3 separate regions of the Mus musculus genome follow, and all the other regions are linked to region 1. A link is a loop called in an ENCODE intact Hi-C map of the cell type or tissue named here. Cell type or tissue: left cerebral cortex. All regions are shown on one strand.

Region 1 (5,000 bases):
ATGTTGCATCACTGCCATTAGGTCAGAGTGCAGTGAATAACACTGCTCCCCTTTTGATGACCTTCAGGCACCCCTAAGTGTTATACAACCTGAGGACTACTTAGTTACAGAGAGTTCCTGTGGGAGATTGTGCAGGGAGAACTATTGTGGAATAGACAGAAAGTGACAGGGAGTTGACTATTTATCCCTTCATTTTCATATGAATTTGTGTTCTTGATTACAAACTGTGTGTACTGAAGAACATTCAGACTGCAGAAAACCTCAGCAAGGGCGACATCACAGGAAATCTGCCACACAAGAACAACGTTGTTATAGCACAGTTGAGTGGTTTTGGTCTTAGTCATTTTCTTTCTTTCCTGTTTTGTTTCTCATCAATATGTATTTCACACTGAGTATATGATTTTCACTGAGTAAAAAAATAATCAGAGACATTCATTCAAAATTTGTACAGTTTTTCTTATGCACTTGATAATTCAGGCAGAAGCTAGCTCCTTTATTGATTTGTCTATGGCCGAATATCTTTCCAAATTGAGTCTGTTGCTTTTTAAGTTTAACAATCTAACATGATTAATTTTCTCATGATCTGAATCATTTTCAAAGTTTGATTTCAAAAGTACTGTTGCATCAAAAAGGGCTTTTTTTTTTCAGTCATTCTATTTTTATCCATCTCAGTGGCTTCATTTACATTGTCATCCTGCATGGCAGATGGCTAAACATCTTACCATAAATCTGTATGATTCAGCTTATTTTCTAAACATGAATTTCTAGATGAAGGAATTTTGGATTATTGGATAGGATACACTTTCTAAATGCTCTCACTAGTATTAAAACATTGAACTCCACGAGGTCAGTATTCATTTTCAACACTCTGGTTATATGAAATAAAGCAAGCAAGCAAACAAACAAACCAATGATATCATTAAAAACAAAGCCCCAAGTGGAGACATGACTAAATTACCCAGTTAGGAGGATCGCACTCAACAAATAAGAAAAACAACTGTCAAGAATACACAGCAAAGACAACACTCGAGTGTGAGAGTTGATCAATGCTTACTTACTGTGGGAAACCTGGTTATATTTATGATCATGTTTAACCTTTCAGCATCCTTCTAAGAAATATGCTAATAACCCCTGAACACGTTCCTTGCCCAGTCTCTGTGATGGATTTTGTGTTTGTTCAGAATCTCCATAACAACTTTCTGTGTAGAATTGATCTCCATTTTACAGAGAAGGAAAATCAGGTAATTGGTCTATGATCTCTAACAACAAAGCGGTGGGTCTCATCCCAAGCTGTGCACCTCACTGTTATTTTCTTGCTGCTCTTTAGGCTGGCTGCTCCTTCTTGGAATAAGAATGGTTACATTTGGGACTGGAGAGATGGTTAAGAGTACTGGCTTTTCTTCCAGAGGACCCAGGCTTGGTTTCCAGGACCCACGAGACAGCTAGCTCACAACCTACTCACACCGCAGCTCACAACCATCTGTAACTCAGCTCCAAGGGATTGTATATACCTACCCTGGTCTCCATGGACACTGTGCCCACAGGTGGTGCATAGACATACATGCAGGCAAAACACTTACAAAAAATTAAGATAAATAAATTTAATAAGTATATTCTAAAAGAATGATATACTTAAGCTAGGTGTGGTAGCTTATGCCTATAATTCTGGCACCCTGGAGACTGAGGCAGGGGGATTAAGAGTTCTAGACCCAAACTAGCCTATGTAGTGAGAGCACTTCCAAAAGGGAAAGCACATTTCACAATGCTTGACACTTGCCAAGCCATTAAGGAATCTTTAATGGGCTTTCCAAGGAGATGCATCACAGTACATTCAAAGAACAAAAGTAATTTACTGAGTAAAAATAGCAAGAGTCTGAGAGTTGGGGTTGGAGAGATGGCTCAGTGGTTAAGAGTACTGGATGTTCTTCCTGAGGACCTGGGTTCAATTCCCAACACCCACATGACAGCTTACAACTGTCTGTAACTCCAGTTCCAGGGGATCTGACACAGCAACACATATACATGCAGTCAAAACACCAATGCATGCAAAAGAAACAAATCTTTAAAAAAAAAAAAAAAAGAAACACAAACAAGCAAACAACAACAACAAAATGAGTCTAGGAGTCACCAGAAGAGACTTGTGCTAAGACTTGTCCTGAGGCTTAAGCTAAGGCTGGAAGCTAGGTGCTAAAGTTCAGTCCTAACAGTAAGTAGGAAGCGGGTAGCGTGGACATTTGTATTCTCAACGGTAACATTTGAAGACATGCTTTGCCTTGGTATGAAGTGTTCGAGATGAACTACTCCTGAATTCATCCCGAGTTTAAAATTCTGGCTGCTGAATAGTATTTTAATCTGTTTATCTGTTTATTTCTTTTATTTGTTAAGGCATCACCAAAATACATTTTTAAAAAGTGCATAACTCGGGGGCTGGAGATGTGGCTGCTCTTCCAGAGGACTGGAGTTCCATTACCCACGTGGCAGCTCCCAGCTGTCTGTAACTCAAGTTCCAGTGGACCGGACCCTCTCACACGGACATGCAGACAAAGCACCAATGTACATAAAAATTTACAAATGGGTAACGTAGTCCATCATTTTGGAATTTAAAACCCGGCTTTCAGTTCCTCATCAGGTGTATGAATCAGCTTCCTGTCTACCCTGGGAAGAATGGCCCCGCTGGACAAGCTATGTGCTGGTTGTCTGACAAAATAAAGAATGATGAATGAATGTGTAAGGTTGACCTATGCAACAATTAGCAACCAGTGCACGACAGCATGTAATTAGAAGGTAAATTGCACGGTTCAGGAGAAATTACAGGTGAGCCTGGCATGGTGCCGCTCAATTCTCATACAAGTGGAACCTACTAGGGCTGACTTCTCTAGCCCTGGGCTGTCGACGCAGGGATCCATCCTATTGCCATGCGTTCTGTTGACATTAAGGGACTAACCTTCAGATTCCCCTACGGCTGCCTATGAACAAGGGGACCCTAGGGAAGGGTAGCATGCAGTAAAATGGAAATGACAGACTCAAAACAAATTTAGATTTTAATTTCATCTTCAGCAATCCTTGTGAGCAAAGACAGATGCCCTCTTTGAATGCCCGTATCTTTTGTGAAGGTTAGAAATAATACATATGGAGTATCTCTCCATATGTATACATATGTATTCATATACTTATAATACATATTAGTATCTGTCAGGCTATAACTCTAAATGAGTCAACCAGTATAGCTGTTTATGGCTAGTGCCTATTCTTACTGTTGAGTCCTTACGTTAATGCCCACTGTAACACTATATTTAATCAAAACCTTTGGTAGCCACTTTACAGAGAGCTGTTGTATTATTGGAAATTTGAGTCTGGGCTAGACAAACGGAAGAAAAGGTGGTGCATGAAAACCGTTTCTGTAATCCATCCTTGCATGCTTGATTTTGCGCACATCTTAAGCCCCACACGAACAAAATCTCTCTGTTAACCCCAGTCCCACTTTTCCAAGATATCGGATTCTCTGAAGCAAGCACAGCTCCCACTGAGTCCACACGGAAACCCCCACCTTCCCCAATGGCCTCCATCTGTTCTCCCCCGCCCCCACCCTGACATGTGAAGCTGAGAAACTTGGATCCTGGAGCTGCCCAGACTCCAGCTGTTTGATATTGTGTGGCAGCAACAGTAAAGAGGGCAGAGGCGAGAGATTCCAGATGAAAGCAAAACTCAAAAGAGAACCGGACTTCGGAGCATTGATACCAAGCTCAGTGGGTAACAGCCTCCGTTAAATTTGTTCAGTCAGCCATTCACCGGGGAAGAAGTTTCTCACACACCCCTTAAGGGTTTATAGCAAGGGGACGCTTCCTTGGAGAGAATCAATATACCCGGGACTGAGCAACGCGAAATCTAACGCCAAAGCCAAAGCTGCAGACTTGGAAACAGGTAGCTTGTTTGCTTGTTCTGCTTCAAGCATATAATTTCTTTCTCCTTCAAAAGACACTGGGGAGCCATTGGAACATCGGGCCACAGTAACAGAAAACCAACCATGCACCATAGACCTGTACCCTCTCCTACTTTCCCGCCCCTCACCCACAGGCAAAATTTAACAAATATTGAGCCCTGCCACCCGCTCTCCTGGGCATAAGGCAAGCTGGGCGGCCTCTTTGGACAGTGGTTAAAAGGTCTCTGTAATGCCTGTCAGAGCCACGAGGAAAGGAGGGAAGCATATCTCCCCCTAGGAATGAAAAATCATCCCTTCTTGTTTACCTTATGCTGGTTGGGTTTTCCAGCGAGGAAGTGAAGCCACTTCAGGCTTGGTGGCCCCATTTTAAGAAGCATGCAGCTCTCTTCTCAGGATAAGGAAGGACTAAGAGAACGAACCACAAAATCCAGCAATGCAGATTGCTCTCTCTCTCTCTCTCTCTCTCAAAGTATTAAAAAATATCACTTTCTCCTTCTCAAGCTCATTAAACTCATCAAACCTTGTTCCTATGATTTATCTGAGAGAGATAACAATGGACTCAGGAGCCGGGCGTTGGTGGCTTACGCCTCGGGAGGCAGAGGCAGGTGGATTTCTGAGTTCAAGGCCAGCCTGGTCTACAGAGTGAGTTCCAGGACAGCCAGGGCTACACAGAGAACCCTGTCTCGAAAAACCAAAAACAAATAAACAAACAAACAAAACCAAAAAACAATGGACTCAGGCATGTTCTTTTCTCCCAGGTTTTCTGAGACAGGGGCCAAGCACCCATCTGATTCAGCTCCATCAACTCTCCAAGCTGATTCCCCGAGTGGTCCACCCATTGTATCTTGTCCTCCCATTGTGTCCTCAAAGCACCAACCACACTGTCTTTCCTTCCTAGATGGCTCACTTCCTCTCTAGACTTAAACTGTTTCTCCTCTTCTCTACCATCTAACTTACCTTCAAGACGTTTCTGCAGCGTTGCCTCCTCTGGGAAGCCTCTATTCCCAACTGCCCCCATCCCAGCCTCCTACTGTCCAGGGAACTCTCCTTGCCTTTGTCT
Region 2 (5,000 bases), 100 kb after region 1:
CCCAGATTTCATGAAAGGGGCCATGCATTAACACAGGGCCCCACGTCCCAGCAGCCTCCAGCTGTAGCCAGGTTTATGTTTCATACTTTAAAAAGAGAGAGAAAATCAACTTTTTTCAGGAATGTAGACACGTGGCCTATTCTTTGGGGTTGGCAGGGATTGGGGGATGGGGATTGGGGGAGAGGGAAGGTCTGGGGGCGGGGGGGGGGGGGGAGAAGAGGCTGAGGGAAATGGCTAAGTACAGAACCAAAGAATAACAGGGACATGTTTGCAAAACTAATACTCATAGGGGTTCTGGGATTTTTCCCCCTTTTTTTCAAATATTCACATTGTTACCTAGGTCCCGATGAGCCAGCCGTAGTCTTTGCAAAATGCATTTGGTTGTTTGGAACCAAGCTAGAAAGAAAATAGCAGAGATTTAAGAAGAGGAGAGCTCACCTCAGGGAGCAATTGAGCATGTCTTAGGACATGTGACAGCGTGACAGATGGCCCCCTCTAGAATCTCCTGCTCTAGCAATGATTAGATGACATTTAGGTGGAATGCAAACGTCCAACTGGGGGAAATGACCATTCCCGGGATGGACAGGAAGGAGCCATGTGAACTAAGCCGTAGCCATCACAACACAACAAAGATGCTGGGACTTATTTTCCCAGGATGGAAGGCTACAGGGTGGAGACTTAGATGAGAATGGAGGGCCAGGCCCAGGGTGGGTGGGTCCAAGAGGGACTGGGGCTTTGATAGAAAGAACAAAAGGGTTTTCTGTATCCTGTGAGATACAGCGAAATGTGTCGTTGTCCAATCTCACCTCCCTCCCAGCTCCCACACCCTTGTGCATTTCACAAGAAAGAGGATCTAACTCAGGTTTCTTGACCAAAAGGAGGCTAGAGTGGAGTTGGCGTAGACTTCAGAAATTGCAAGGATGTGTTTCTTTAATTAACTTCTAATTCCTGTGTGCCCAAAACTGAAGTACCAGCAAAGGCTGACAGCAACTAGGCCTAGGCTTCACCAATTGGTTGGATCAGGATGTGCTTGCTGGTGTGTGTGTGTGTGTGTGTGTGTGTGTGTGTGTGTGTGTGTGTGTGTGTACAAGTTCTGTATATGTATATGGAAAGGAGAGGAAGTGAATAATTTATATTGCAATGGTTTGCTGAACCCCAAATCTCAAATTTGAGTGAAGCGTTGAAAAGGGGAGGAAATCATACTTCCTTCTTACACATGTCTCTTTCTCTGACTTGTCTGTCTGTCTCTATCCCTTCTGCTCCCTTTCGTTCTCTTTCTCTCTCCCTCCCCACTTTCCCCTCTTCAGAGTCTAGTTGAGTGCCTAGCACCCGAGAGGTTTGCTGAAGGTGACACTGTGCTGTAGGCTTCGCTAGCATGCACAGACAATTACAAAGACTAGGGGTCCTTCTCTGGCCTTCTTTTGTCTTGCTGCAAGAGAGGGAGTCATGAAAGGCTTCTCTCACCTACCTCTCCTGAAAGAATCTGTAAGACTTCCACGGGAGAGGTTCCCGCTCCATGCCTGGAGAAAAGGAATAGAAACCGGAAGCCACCAGAAGATCCTGAGCAGGCAGGCCTGGCTGGTGTCACTCAGCTGGAACCATTAGACCATAATCCAGGGACATTCCTTATTAAATACAAATATTCAGATGATTTTTCCATGAGTGTTGGGTCTTCATTTCTCAAAGCCCCTGTGCCACGTAATGCCCAAGTTCAATTTATTAGAATTTTTTCTTTTGAATCTGCTTTTTGTTATATGATATCAGTCATGGCTTTCACCCACCTTCCTTCCTTCCTTCCTTCCTTCCTTCCTTCCTTCCTTCCTTCCTTCCTTCCTTTGTTCCTTCCTTCCTTCCTTCCTTCCTTCCTTCCTTCCTTCCTTCCTTCCTTTGTTCCTTCCTTCCTTCCTTCGTCCTTCCCTCCCTCCCTCCCTCCCCCCTCCCTTCCTTCTTTTCTTCCTTCCTTGCCTCCTTCCATGTTGGGTATTGGATCCTTAAAAGCAAAACAGGGCAGTAACTATACCTTCAGGCTCTCTTCAGATTACTTTTGCACACATGATTTTCAGCCTTTTAAAAACTTTATATTTATTTATATATGTATTTGTGTGCATGGGTGCCGTATGTGTTCAAGTACCCATGGAGGAAAGAAGACAGCATCCGATCCCCTGGGGCTGGAGTTACAGTCAGCCACAAGCCTTCTGGTGTGCATGCTGGGAACAGAATGTGGGTCCTCTGGAAGAGGAGTACATGCTCTAACCACTGAACAATCTCACCAGCCCCAATCAACTCCAGGTGGTCTCTCTCTTCTCTGGCCCTTAGACAGCCTTGTCGCAGGAGAAGGAAAATGCCAGGTTCCCTGACGGCATCTCAAAGCAACACAGCGTGGTCTGCTCTTCTCTATGCTCTCCCTGACAAGGAATCCATCTACACAAAGCCTAAGTTAGGAGCTGCTTTTGCTGACAGAGAGTGCAGTGCAGTTGGCTGGAGCCTCATGGTCAAATGGGATGGGAGGGTCCTCTGGGTCTTAGAGTCTGGGGGTATGAAGGGACAAGAGGCTAGAGGTAGGAGAGAAAGAAGCTGTCCTGGGTTCTGGGTCGTGAGATGCTGTCTGTGACAAGTGTAACGGTTACTGTCAGATGCCCTTCATCTGCTGGTCACTCCAGATTCAGTCCTCTCATATTTCCTTGCTTTCCACACCCTACCTTGTACCTTTGTACAGCACATGTCCAGCCTCTTTGGTTGCCACAAACCATTTGCATTCTGAGCAGACCCTTGCTGCTCTCCAAGGCTCTCGCCTCCTGTTCTTCACCTACCTCAGTGGTTCTATAACTGCTATCATATGACTCAGAGACTCCCAGCAGTTTTAAGATATAGGCTTCTAGGTCCCACCCTAGCGTCTAGAGGCTCACTAACTCTGGAGTGGGAGGTGGATTTGCATGTTTAGAGTTTTGAGAGGGTGGTGGTTGCTACTGGAAAGACTAAGTCAGATCCATTGGTCATCCTTGCTTCAGACTCCCTCATTGCAAGCACATCCTGCCATTTATTTAGCTTGGTTCCTGTCAAGCTTGTTGGATGCTTTAAGGATCTTCACAACATCCCTGTGGTGAAGGTATTGCTAATAGTCTCATTCCAAGAGGGAAAAAAATGAAGAAAGAGAGCTTATGTATCCAGTGGAATGTAAATGATGGAGCCAGTCATCACTGACTCCAAAGCTTGGGTTTTAATGACTCTACCATGCCTGTATTAACTGCTAAAGGCCCCCACTCTGTCTCCTCTAGACAATGCATGTCTCAGATTATCTATATTAGAATCCTTGGATTTTGTGAGCCTGGCGTACTTTCCTTCTGCACCAACCTCTCCCAAATTTCTCTTGGCTGCTGGCTAAATACCTTAAGAGAAAACAGGCATTTCATATCCACCAAGACTTTCAGACCTTTGCAGAGAAAGTCTATTCTGACTTGGAAAAGAAACCTGAAGATGGAAATTTTTTTTTTAAAGAAAGGCAGTTCTGTTGCTTCCAATAATGGATAGTAACACAAATGAATGGCGGAAGGAACAGATCCAAGAATTCCTCTCAGACTTCACAAGTAAACAAACGTGGCTCATCTACACAGAAGCAACGGCACCTCAGATTAGAGGCTGTCCATACATAAGATATCTGCCGCTGATTCTTAGGGGTTCGATAAAGGGTTACAATACTGTATTTGGATTACACAAGCATTGGGAGCATCCTGACTCCCTGACTCACAGTGCTTGGTTTCTGGATCCAGACTTTGATCTCTCAGGAGAGACTTGGAAGTCGAAACCCAAAGTGATAGGTGGGAGCAAAATTCACTGCATACCAGGCAACCCAAGGTTTGCTTTCTCTTTTTCCTTTCCTTTCCTTTCCTTTCCTTTCCTTTCCTTTCCTTTCCTTTCCTTTCCTTTCCTTTCCTTTCCTTTCCTTTCCTTTCCTTTCCTTTCCTTCTTTCCTTTCCTTTCTTCTTTCTGTTTGTTTTTGAGACAAGGTATCTCTGTGTAGCCCTGGCTAACCTGGAACTCAATCTGTAGATTTCTGGTCTCAAATTCAGAAACTCTCCTGCCTCTGCCTCCTGGATTCTAGGATTAAAGGCCTGTGGCACCACTGCCTGGCTAAGGTTTGATGTTCAATAAAATCAGCATACTGATCAGGTGGTTTCCCTCTGCAAGGGTTGCTACACTAACTGGACGTTTACTTAAGATAGTTGTTGTTGATTCTTTGTTTTATTTTGTTCCCCTCCAGAAACTTTAGAAGAGTTCACTTGTAGAATCCAGGGAATCTCAAACATAAAAATGTTCTTGCTCTTAAACTGATTCTCCTCTCTCTTTCTTCGACCAATGTTTTGTTTCTGACATTAATTCTATGTTTTAGGATTTAGGAAGCTCTGACGGCTGTGGGGAGAGAATGGGGCTTTTGGGAAGTGAGGCCCACCAGAGTCCTCAGACACTCCAATGGTTCCTGTGCTAGTTCCTCCTCAGACTCGCTTGTACTCTAGTCCAAAACGCCAATTTCCCAGGTTCTTTTAGAGACCACTTAAGAAGCCGGACATCAGCATGCAAAAACAAACAGAGGCAAACAAAACCGGCTCCTGGGGTGCTTTTCCTGTGACAGGGTGGTGTGGAAAAACCACTAGATGAGGGCTTTGCCGAGCAACTCAGGAAAGAATATATTTAGCTAAGGGAAAAAAAAGTTAGGACACGTCAAATGTATGGGCGTTTGTCCCTTCCTAATTAGAGTGAACTGTGGGTGACAACCCTAGGATTTAGAGAACAAGTGTTAGCCAGTTAGCACAGCCCAGGCCAGCCCATAATGGCCTGGCTTCACCCTCTCTCCACCTTGTGTGAAGGGTCACTGCCAGGCCATCTCTTTGCCTGTTGGCCTAAGAAACCCCAGACAAGGGAGTCCCATTCACTCCCCCTGGGCTTTTCCAGGCAGGGTGGCTGGCCTTCTCTGTCCTAGGCTGCTCCTTGGCTGCTAGAACCCG
Region 3 (5,000 bases), 120 kb after region 1:
TTGATCAGTAATCTTTCCAAAAGACTTGCTTGAGTTCTGCGAGTTTGTTTGTTTTGTTTTGTTTTGTTTTGTTTTGTTTTGATTTCTACAGGAATCTCACTTATCTGATATCCAAGAGTTACCTTCTAAAGATCCAGAGGCAAACCTTGCAGTGGATGCTGGATAATAAGAGTTATATCCTGGTGAGTAATGTCAAAATGCTGCATGAGAGAACATCATCTTTGCAGAAAAACTGAAATGCAGTTTTAGGAACAAGTTAGTGCTTTAAGAATAAAAGTGAGCATAAAAATATGTCTCTAGTATTTAAAAATCCCAAATCATTTATTTATTTTCGGATTTGAGACGTTTAATCTTTGTATGGATGCTATTTTTGAAATAAGGAACAAAGGCAGACAGTTAGGGCCATTAAGAAATAATAGGAATGAAAGCCAAAGCCACGAGTTTAGGGGCACCTCAGAAACAATTTTGTTATTTTGAAAAAAAGTAACTGTTTTTGAAAAATTCTGTTTTGAAAAATAACTTGAAATTCTTTAGTGGTTCCACCCTTTACAATTCCACGTGACTGCCATGGCCAAGGTAGAACTGACTCGTTAGTCACCGTGGCTCCATTCTCTGAAGATATGGGTATTTAAAGTACAAAAAGCCTTCAGGAGATAATTCTCTAAGCGGGTGCGGTGAGTCACCAGTTGACGTGGGATAATGGTGTAGGTTTTCTCAATTTCCTGTCTGGGATGAGAAGCTTCATTCCATAAACATCATCATTAATAGAAGAGGGAAAAATAGATGGAGAGACTTGAGACTGTCCAATGAGGAAGATCTGCTGTAGGATTAAGCTTGGGTGTCTACCCCAAGGACGAAGTGGTAGAAAGTTCGCCACATTTGATTATGAAGTGGGCTTTTGTAGCCTTTTTTTTTTTTTTTTCTGAACCTCTGGAATAAAGAGGGTTGATTTGCGACGGAATCTCCAGAGCCTGCAGCCATATATTACAATATGTTGTAAATCCAGAGGGTACAATATAGATTTCACAGGGGGGCCCTGGGGTTAATTGAAATTCCATCTGTTTCTTCCATGTGGGTTAGACTCCTAAGACATGCTCACTCGGGATGAGATATAGGATTTACAAGCTTTTAATTTTTAGGCTGAAGTAGAAGTTCACCTAACTCTGCGCCTCCGTCCGTTTACATCCTACCTTCAATTTTAAAAAAAGAAGAAGAAAAAGAGAAGAAGAAGAAGAAGAAAAAAAAACCAGTTTAAAAGGCAGCCTGGCTTTATTCCCCTCACAGCTGCCCCTAGGCAGCCCCCCTTCCTTGCAGTGCATGCTGGGTAATGCCATGTATTCTTAGGTTTCCAATGGCTCCCATTACTGTCAATTAGTTACGGAATGCTACAGAGATTCATGCCTGACAGCTCGGGTAAAGGCAGGAGAAATGGGCTCAGTAGGGAGCGAGGGGCCTGATTCTTTTTTGTCCACAAGAAATACCTTTCTCAGCAAGGCTTTTAATGGCTTTCTCTTCTTTCTTTCCCTCTGCCCGGGCACACCCCGTGATCCCGAAACACACCATATACACATACACACATATAGTCATATGTCAGTGTGTTTGTGTGAGTATCACAGCAGACTGTGAAGGCTCTCGGGGCAGAAGGCTCTGAAGTAGCTGTACAGGTTCTTAGAGCAAGCCTTTACATCCCTACTTAGATCTTGCTCGGGATTAGATTCCTGACTCAGGTCTCTTCAGGTGTCTTGTTCCTAAGTGCTGCCTCGGCCTCCGGCCTCAGTCTTGCTTGCTATTGTTTTCCTTGGCAGCTCTCTGACTTATAAAGGAGAAGCACAGTCTAGCCACAGATCCTGGTCAGAGACCCCTGCTGCTTTGCTTGGAGTTTGGGGCAGCGAATTCTCCTGACCATCCTGACCACTCCCATGACCCATGACTTCTTTTTCTCCCTCTTTCATTTCTCCTCTTTTGTGGCATTCCTCCTTTCCCTCCTCAGAATCACAGAGATCATTGTACTTAGAAGATTTTTCTTTAACTCCTGGATCACCTTTTTCTCCCTTCCTATTCACCTAATGCTTATCATAACATAACATTTCCTGTTACTTTAGCATTCTCTCACCACATGCTTGGAACACCTGCCCTGGGTATTTGAATAGATTCTTCCCTCTCCTCAAATACATTTGAGCTTAAAAGCTGCCAAGATGGAGAGTTCTTCCTGTCCAAGGAGAGCTGAAGGTACTAGGATCCACAATTCATGCTCCGTTGTGTCTCCCAGGACTCCACATTCTCTCCACAGCCCAACTTATTGTCTAAAGCTGTATTCCTCATCTATATGTTGCCAGCCCATCTATTACAGCGAGTCTTCTTAAGACAAATGGCCATCTTGTTCAAGCAAACCACATCTAGGAATACCATCTGCTACAAGCAGGGGTTCAATGATGTGGCTTAAAAATGGATTAAAACATGTTTCCAGAACCCACATTGCTCCGGAAGAGTTTTCTTACTCTGAGTCTGCTGTCATTGCTCTTTTACATGAACACCGGGCCTTCCTCATGATTCAAAACAGAGAAAGGCTTAGGAAAGACCTGATAGGAAAATACCAGATGCTAATAGAAAACAATGAGCACAATGCTTAGAGTTGTCTGTTCATCCAGATGGAGATGAGAATGAGGATGGGCTAAAAATAGCAGGCGACGACACACTAGAGAAAAACACGGTCTGCAGCAATGTGTGCCTGGGTTATTCATAGTCTCAGTTCCTTCCTTCCTGAGGCCTGGCCTAGTGAGGGAGTCACTAAAGGCTGGAGTAGGGAGACAGTCCTATTCTGTCTCATCCAGCCATCTGTGAAAGGCAGAGTAGGGAGGCCCAAGAAAAGGGTACTGTGGTGGAAGAAGTTAGAGCCAGGTTGTAGAACGTAAGCCTTAGAGCCCAAGGGTTAAGCTGCAGGCTTTTATTTCCTGGGTATTGCAGTCAAGGAATTACTGGGAAGACCATATTCAGAAGAATTTGGCTGAAGACTGCCGCTACTTTATACTGTCAACACATCACCCCTGGCACGGTGCCTTAAGATTCCCGTAGAATCTTTAAGCTTCTTATTAATGATACCTTCTGCAGTGCATAGCCAATACCATCTCCTTAGCAAATCTGCTGTAGTTCCCTGTCCTTCAAACTTTAATATGCTGACAGATGACATGGCAGCTCACTAAACGGGTGATTCTGAGTAGGATTTTGAGACTCTACAGTTGGAAGTTCTCCAGAGATACCCTTGTCGCTGGTCCATTGACTCTCTAAGTAGTAAGACATCATCACTTCATCATCTTGTCCATACATAAAAGTGTAATGATGGATTGTCTTGAGCCTGAATTAAATAAGCAAAAGTCGATTGCCATATCTTTGTTTCTACAGATTAAAAAAAAAGACACCTGTTTATATCTATGGTCCATGCACCTTTTAAGGTAAATTAATCTAGGAGGTGCTGTGAAATAATAAACCAGCACATAGCCTAGATATAATAAAGATGTTTATCCAGTCTGTTTTATGTATAGACTTGAGACAGGAATTATTAAATGAGTTTTCCTCTCCAGTGAAGTTGCTTTTGCATGAAAAAAGTCAAATGTACTGAGTGATGAATGAGGTTGGTTGATCTTCTTAAGGTGAGGTGTGACGTTATCAGTGAGGCACATTCTATTTCCTAGTTGTATGGTGTGAGGGTTTATATATGCTCAGCCCAGGGAGTGGCACTATTTGGAGGTGTGGCCTTGTTGGAATAGGTGTGGCCTCATTGGAATAGGTATGTCACTGTAGGCTTGGACTTTAAGACCCTTATCCTAGCTTCCTAGAAACCAGTCTCCCACTAGCTGCCTTCAGATGAAGATGGGGAACTCTCAGTTCTACCTATACCATGCCTGCCTGGATGCTGCCATGGTCTTGCCTAAAAGATAATGAACTGAACCTCTGAACCTGTAAGTCAGCCCCAATTAAATGTTGTTCTTATAAGAGTTGCCTTGGTCATGGTATCTGTTCACAACAGTAAAACCCTAACTAAGAGATATGGGTTGAATAGTCATTTGTTCCTTGCAGTTCTTATGCAGCATTTATATGCCACTGTAATGGTATTAAGAGGTAGAATGTGAAAGAGGTGACTGGGCCATGTGATCTCTTACTTTGTTGGTGGGATTAAGGATGCTCTGCAGGACTGAGCTTGGTCTCCATCTCTCTTTGCTTTCTGCCATGTATTGCTCCAACAAGAAGGCCTTCAATAGGTGGCAACACCTTGATATTGGACTGTTTGCCTTCCAGAACTGTGAGGTAATGAATTTCTGCTCATTATCAGTTACCTCGTCTGGAATACAATGTTATAACACCACAGTTGGACTAAGGGAATTGGATCAGTTACTTCTCTATTGCTGTGATGGAACACCATGACCAAGACAACCTGTAAAAGAAAGTGTTTTATTGTGCTTATGGTACCACAGAATTAGAGTCCAAAATGATGGCAGAACAAGGGCACGGTAGCAGGAAGAGTTGAAAGCTTACGTCTTAAACTGCTAACAGGAGGCGAAGAACAAGAAATGGCAGCATGAGTTTTTGAAACCTCAAAGCCGACCCCCAGTGACACACCATCTCCAGTTAAGGTCACACCTCTTAATCCTTCCCAAACAGTTCTACCAACTGTGGAAGAAATATTCAAACATAGGAGTCTATGAGGATATTACCATTCAAACCACCACATTAACCAATAAACAGTATTTGTTTGGTAAGTACAACAGAATAATCACACCTGCCCAGAGTTAATGTCTATGGTTTGTGCTCCCATTAACATACAGGTTTGAGACTTAATTTATGGAGGTAAGTGACATTTATAAGGCCATGAAAATTCACAAGGGCACAGGTAGCATTTATGAATCATGAGCTGGGCACTAACTGGGGTGGAGAGAGCCCAGATTTCAAGAAACAACAAACAAACAAACAAACAAAACTCCCAAGACCCCAAACATTTTAACATA

What was found. A loop is a pair of places that touch in the nucleus more often than their neighbours do. Peaks named below come from ENCODE experiments on the same cell type or tissue, not always from the same donor. Only the 100,000 strongest peaks of a DNase experiment are listed, where the experiment ranks them.
Region 2: it touches region 1 in a loop (2.3-fold over the local background); 2 of 42 quality-filtered maps call a loop at or near these places.
Region 3: it touches region 1 in a loop (2.0-fold over the local background); 3 of 42 quality-filtered maps call a loop at or near these places.

The regions. Positions count from the first base shown.
Region 1 is chr16:44,561,935-44,566,934 of GRCm38, forward strand. No RefSeq gene overlaps it. Among named protein-coding and RNA genes, the nearest start is that of Boc, 5.6 kb to the left of the region's middle. In left cerebral cortex, no CTCF peak of the experiment used is centred here; no DNase peak of the experiment used is centred here.
Region 2 is chr16:44,666,801-44,671,800 of GRCm38, forward strand. No RefSeq gene overlaps it. Among named protein-coding and RNA genes, the nearest start is that of Gm30311, 9.3 kb to the left of the region's middle. RefSeq lists an enhancer at 4,482-5,000. In left cerebral cortex, no CTCF peak of the experiment used is centred here; a DNase peak (open chromatin) is centred at 2,900.
Region 3 is chr16:44,678,243-44,683,242 of GRCm38, forward strand. No RefSeq gene overlaps it. Among named protein-coding and RNA genes, the nearest start is that of Gm30311, 21 kb to the left of the region's middle. In left cerebral cortex, no CTCF peak of the experiment used is centred here; DNase peaks (open chromatin) are centred at 707 and 2,689; H3K27ac peaks cover 299 bases.